Regions from separate parts of the Homo sapiens genome. Here region 1 is linked to region 2. Evidence: chromatin contacts called from ENCODE Hi-C data. All regions are on one chromosome and are shown on one strand. The core of a region is the stretch at or near the end of the contact, and the rest is flanking DNA. Distances in the headings are between cores, read along the strand shown. Region 1 has its middle 65 kb from the start of VGLL2. Region 2 holds the start of RFX6 (regulatory factor X6).

What was found. A loop is a pair of places that touch in the nucleus more often than their neighbours do. Pooled maps may share reads with other maps.
Region 1: a loop to region 2 is called in a map of HepG2, with 2.2 times the contacts of the local background. The contact joins the enhancer-like site here to the promoter of RFX6 in region 2. A Hi-C loop is called at or near these places in 7 of 168 maps with a recorded cell type or tissue (Caco-2, Calu3, HCT116 and 3 more) and 4 of 50 pooled maps.

What each region holds. Positions count from the first base shown.
Region 1 is chr6:117,198,931-117,201,630 of GRCh38, forward strand. No RefSeq gene overlaps it. Among named protein-coding and RNA genes, the nearest start is that of VGLL2, 65 kb to the right of the region's middle. Within about 2 kb of position 1,286, at least 3 of the 41 ENCODE cell types and tissues checked have a DNase peak (open chromatin) inside an H3K27ac peak, as active enhancers do.
Region 2 is chr6:116,875,731-116,878,562 of GRCh38, forward strand. RFX6 (regulatory factor X6) reads left to right here and starts at 1,512. Exons shown (of 19, transcript NM_173560.4): 1 at 1,512-1,768; 2 at 2,066-2,222. The coding sequence starts at 1,546. RefSeq lists enhancers at 563-1,522, 1,523-2,481 and a promoter at 985-1,777.

The DNA.
Region 1 (2,700 bases), core at 36-2,535, 320 kb after region 2:
GTTATTTAGTTGATTCTATTTAGTTTTTTGCTTATTTATGTTTTGGCTGTGATTTTAAGTATTGTGTGATAGAAAGAGTAGCAGCCTGAGTCTGGTTGCCCAGGCTCGAGTTCCTTCCAGAGGTACAGCAGGCTCTGTGTCTTCAGGCTTCCTCTGGACTTAGCAAGGCTTAATCTCTCAAGTAAATATAAAGGTGCACACCTGCTATAGACACATCCAGTGTGAAGACAGCTAATTCCCTACATAAGCTTCCATCAAAAGAATGTACCCACCATTATCTGAAACCTTTCTTCTAGTCTCCCTGTTTTCTTTGCATCATTATCTCCATGGACCTCTACATATTCTTGGAACTCCTTCCTCCATAATCAATGAAAACAGAAGTGATTATTTTCCTCTAAATTCCTCTATGGAAGACATGTGGCAGTTAAACAGTTAATCATTACTACTTTTTAAGTAGCTCTTCTACTATGAGCTCAAATTGCCATTGAATTCTTTTGTTGTGGTTGTTTAATTTTTCCTGCATTTATTTTTTGCCTCTAAAAACAGATCCTATGCTCCTTGATGGGAGAAAAAATTTCTGATTCATCACTGATTTCTCCCACGATACCATTTATGGTAATACCCATAAAGTGGGCAGTCAAAAGATATTTAGTGAGAAGTTTGAGAAATAAGTGTAAAAATATTTTAAAAGGTAAAAATGTCACACAAATATAAAGAATTGTTGTTACTGTCCTTTGCTATAATTTCAATGATAATTCCGCTTCTATAAGATACCAGTCAAATGAAAGAGAATGCCTTGATTCTCAAACCCCAACACATTCCTCCTGTGATATAAAAGGCCTCCAAACTTTGAAATCATAAAATTACATTCATCTAAAATATATGGTTATATATGTTTGCTCTGCTTTTCATCATTCATGTCAATAGTTCATTATTTTGCTTTTACTCCTTAAACTCTCCTACAGCTAGACAGGACCATTAGCAACAGAATTGGGCTACTCTGGCAATATTAAATGGCTAAAGGCCAGAATGCAGTCAGTCTAGTTAGCTGGTCTATTTTAATTTTGTTTCTGCATAATGAAAACAGTCTGCTAAGATGCGTGTGACTTACGTTGACCCACGGATACATCCATTTTTTTTAAATAGATGTCTCTTCTTTATTGAAGACAAGTATGTCTTGTCACAATTTGGCTGCCTAATTTTAGCTCCAGTGGGGTTTGCTTAGACACCAAGCTCCAAATCCAGGCCAGAAATAGGCAGAAGAGTGATGGTCATGTGTTTAACAAGATCCCAGGCAACGGGCCAACACACATTGGAGCTAGGTTGGAATTTCTTGCCCTGTGAAAATGCAGTGCTAAATCTTCCTATCCCTCTTCTCTCTTTCTCTACAAGTGGATCTCCCCTGTACAGTGAGCTGTCACCTGAAACTAACAAGGAGGATGTGACTCCCAGCAATCTGAGCTACAGTGAATAGTGCGTGACCTACCAGTCTTGACATGCCAACTTGGACTATCATTTCTAGAATGGTTGAAAAATAAATTTTAATGTAGTTCACCTCGATATATGATTTCATTAAAAACTTTTAAAATGGGTACATCTTTACAGTCCTTTGACACTCTCAGCATGTAACACATAGTATTTCTCTCTCTCTCTCTCTCTCTCTCTGTCTCTCTGTAGAAAATTGCTCCTTGTTCTTGTTTCACACTTTCTCATTAGGGCTTTTTAAATAAATATCTATAAAGAGTGAACTCCTACACTCCCCACTCTCATCCTTTTGATTATTATTTGTAGATTTACTGAGAAAATTATTTTTAAGCTTGTAAGTACACCTTGTTGTTTTTAAGATATCTAAATTTGGCTATATGTTCATGTTTCCCCAACTTTCTAGGGCCTTCATATCCTCTTTCATAGAAACTTTGCCATATGTTAAGGTAGTCTATAGAGCCAAAAATAAAAATAGCACATTTATAAATGTGTTTGTCTTTTCTATGACTGACTCTCTAGGATACCTAAAAAGGAACATATAAGAATGAAACAGTCTCTATCAGAAAAGACAGAGAAGCCTGCGACCTCATACAGCATAAAATCTTTGAGTTATTTTCTGAAGATTTTTTGAACAGTTATTAGCTACCTACAGTTCCCAAAATCAAAGAATCAATATATATTACAACCAACCACCATATTTAAAGATTTAATTAAAGTTCTGAACTCTAATAAAAAAAATTTACCCCGGGGAAACTCTTAAGGTGTATTAACTGTGTCCCACTCAAGGGGAAATATGAGTTTCACATTGGATCTAGAAAACCAGACTTGGGTTCCTCTTGGTATAAAGGGGGCATTGGCTATAAGAAGTTTTTTCCAGCAGTGGTAGAAATGGATATGCTATGATCTTTCCTTCTTACCTGTACCTTATTGTGACTTAAACATGGAAGGTAGGGAAACCATCTCTGATTACAGACCTAAGTCACACCCCTCTACCACATACCCAGAAAAGAACATCTGTTACACAGACTGATTAATTCAGTGAACCACCCAATAGGACCAACAGCATCACCACTTAGCTAATGGGCTAATAGATGGAGATGAGCCAGCGGCTTATGTAATGATCCAAACTTTAATGATAAAGGAAAGTCCTAAGCATGATATTAAATATTTTGACTGTGAAATATCTCACTGTCATTATTATTGATCTAGAGATGG
Region 2 (2,832 bases), core at 262-2,761:
ACAGAATGAATCTGAGGGTATCTCTGTAAAGAGGCAACATTCTAAACTTTAGTACTGTACATACAGCTAAGCCCTCTGGTCTGAGCAGGCTCTGAGGCTTTCGGAGGACTGGGTAGAGAAAACTGGCAAAGTTGTCCTGAAGCACTGGAGGGGTATACCCACTTTAGGAGTGTGGAGGGGTGGGTAGCCCCATCCTGGATCTAGCTGCTGGAGGTACCAGATAAGGTGAAAACCTTTGACAAAGAGTTGCTGCCTTTCCCAACAAGTGGTACTAAAAATGGGGAGATTCAAATCCACTCATAATTTTAGCTGCTTTTGCTGTATTACTTAGACTGTATCGCTCCTTCCCATAATTCACCCTTCAGCCACCCACCACCTTGGATCCCATTTTGTTTGTTCTATGTTAAATTTCAATGTAATGTAGTTTAATATTGTCAAAGTCGAAGGCTGATTTCTCTCTCTAATGCTGCAAGAGAAGATGACATGCTGTAGGTTGTGATGAGGCAATGTGATCCAAAGCAGAATCCTTGCTTTTGTTGGAGAGCACTGGACATATAAAGACACTGGGCGTATTTGTCAAAAGAACAGAAGGTGGAAGGAAAGGAAGATGATCTGGCAGTCAGGTAACACCAATCCCAAGTCTCCACTGACCGCTCCCGTCTAAAGAGAGCACAGATTATAGTTTGCCCCCATGAGATTGCCATTTTGGGTTGGAAGATGGTCGCAATTTCATTTTTCACTTAAGCAAACGTCCGTTGCCGTACTGCTAGGTATGAGATGAGTAATCGTCAGGGACGCGTTTAAATTACAAAATAATGGTAAATGGGAGAGAAAGAATCTTTTCTCGGGGTTGAGGCCAGATCCTCCAGGGCTGGGAGACCCAGGAGTGCGGGCCACTGTGCACCCTCGAGCAAAGCAGTGTGTGACGAGATGGGATCTTCCCTCAAATGCTGAGAAGAGCCCTCGCCAATCCCTCGGAAGGTTCCCAGAATAAAAAGCCCGGTCCCTGCTGTGCAAAGACTGAGCGGTACTCCGGTGTACTTTTTCCCTGTCCCAGGCGTGCAGAGTCCACGCCGCGCGGCCAGGTGCCCCAATAGTGTACCTGAAAGTAGGGATGGGGCCAGTTACAGCTGCACTTTCCCTGCAGAAGACAGTGAGCCTTCCCGGGATCTTTCTGGGAGCTCTGAGTGTGAAAACGGTCCTCCGGCCAGCGCAGGTTGAGAGAACGGGAAGGAGGGGGAAGCTGTGGGCGCCCAGGGCGTGACAGGCGCAGGTGAGAAAGTGAGTTTCGCGGGAGCATCTGCCGGGACCGCAGACAGGTGGAGAAACGCAGTCCCACCGCGGCCCACCGCGGCTCCCGGGCGGCCTGGGCTGTACCTGTGCGCGGCGTCCTTTCTGCGCTGAGCCAGGGCACCCCGGAGCCTGCGGCCTCCTTCCCCGCCCCTGCGGCCCCGGGTCCCAGCCCCGCCCCGCCCCGCCCCGGGCTGGGGCTCCGCTGGGGAACCGGCCGAGCGGCGCGCGCGGAGGTGTCCGGCGGCCAGGAGGATGGCCAAGGTCCCGGAGCTGGAAGACACCTTCCTGCAGGCGCAGCCTGCGCCCCAACTGTCCCCGGGGATCCAGGAAGACTGCTGTGTGCAGCTCCTGGGCAAGGGCTTGCTAGTCTATCCGGAAGAAACAGTGTACCTGGCGGCCGAAGGGCAGCCCGGGGGCGAGCAGGGCGGCGGGGAGAAAGGCGAAGACCCGGAGCTGCCGGGGGCAGTGAAATCAGGTGAGTGCTCTGCCGCATCCGGAGCTGGGAAGGGGACGGGGACGTATTCTAAGAAGGGCACCCAATAATAATAATGCATCCCGAACAAACATAAGGCAGATATAGAATGTTCTGTCCAAATCTTTGTATTTCCTCAGTAAAATGTCAAGTAGAGACCTGACATTTTGCATAGCCCCCCTTTCCTCCCCTCCGCCCCCACCCCAGTAGGCTACTCCTTTGAAGTTAAGGTACACTTAAAGGCGACTTAGTTGATTTTATATTCTATTTTTCTTTATCATCCCTTCAACTGGCAATCAGAAATGCACTTAAACAATGGTAACTTTTCCTCTGAAGAAGAGGACGCCGACAACCACGACAGCAAAACCAAAGCAGCGGATCAATACCTGTCTCAGAAGAAAACCATCACGCAGATTGTGAAGGATAAAAAGAAGCAGACACAGCTCACGCTGCAGTGGTGAGACTCGCCCGCAGGGTACACTGAAGCACCTGTTGACGTTTTAACAGCCAGCGTCTTCAGGATCTTTGATTTTCACAATTTACTTCTTCCTCAAACTTTTTGGGAAAGTTTAAAAAACCAATTAGAATTTAACCCAGAATTTTTTTCACTGAATTTTTAGTATAGAGACTTATACAAGTACTGGTGAAGGATTTGCAATACAAATGAAAACCACATTACGTTGTTCCTTATTGACTAAAACCATATTTTCTTCAAATGTAAGCATTAATGAACGTTTTTATGACTTACTGGCTTAATATGCAATCAGTTCAGTCCTTACATATTTGTTGTTTGATAGTTTTTGAGATTATAAAATATGATTCTTAAAAACAACTTAAAATGAGGAAGGATCTTAACACTGCCTTTATTCAAAAGAGGGCAAATTAAAAATAGTGTATACTCCATAAGATGAACTGTGTTTGAGGTAGAAGACATAGAAAAAATCGGTTAAGATATCTATACTAACTTAAATAGAAGTTCAACTATTTTTATACCATCTATCATATATGATTTATAATAATAAAATATTACAAATTGGATTTTGTGGAAAATCTTTTAAAACCAAGAA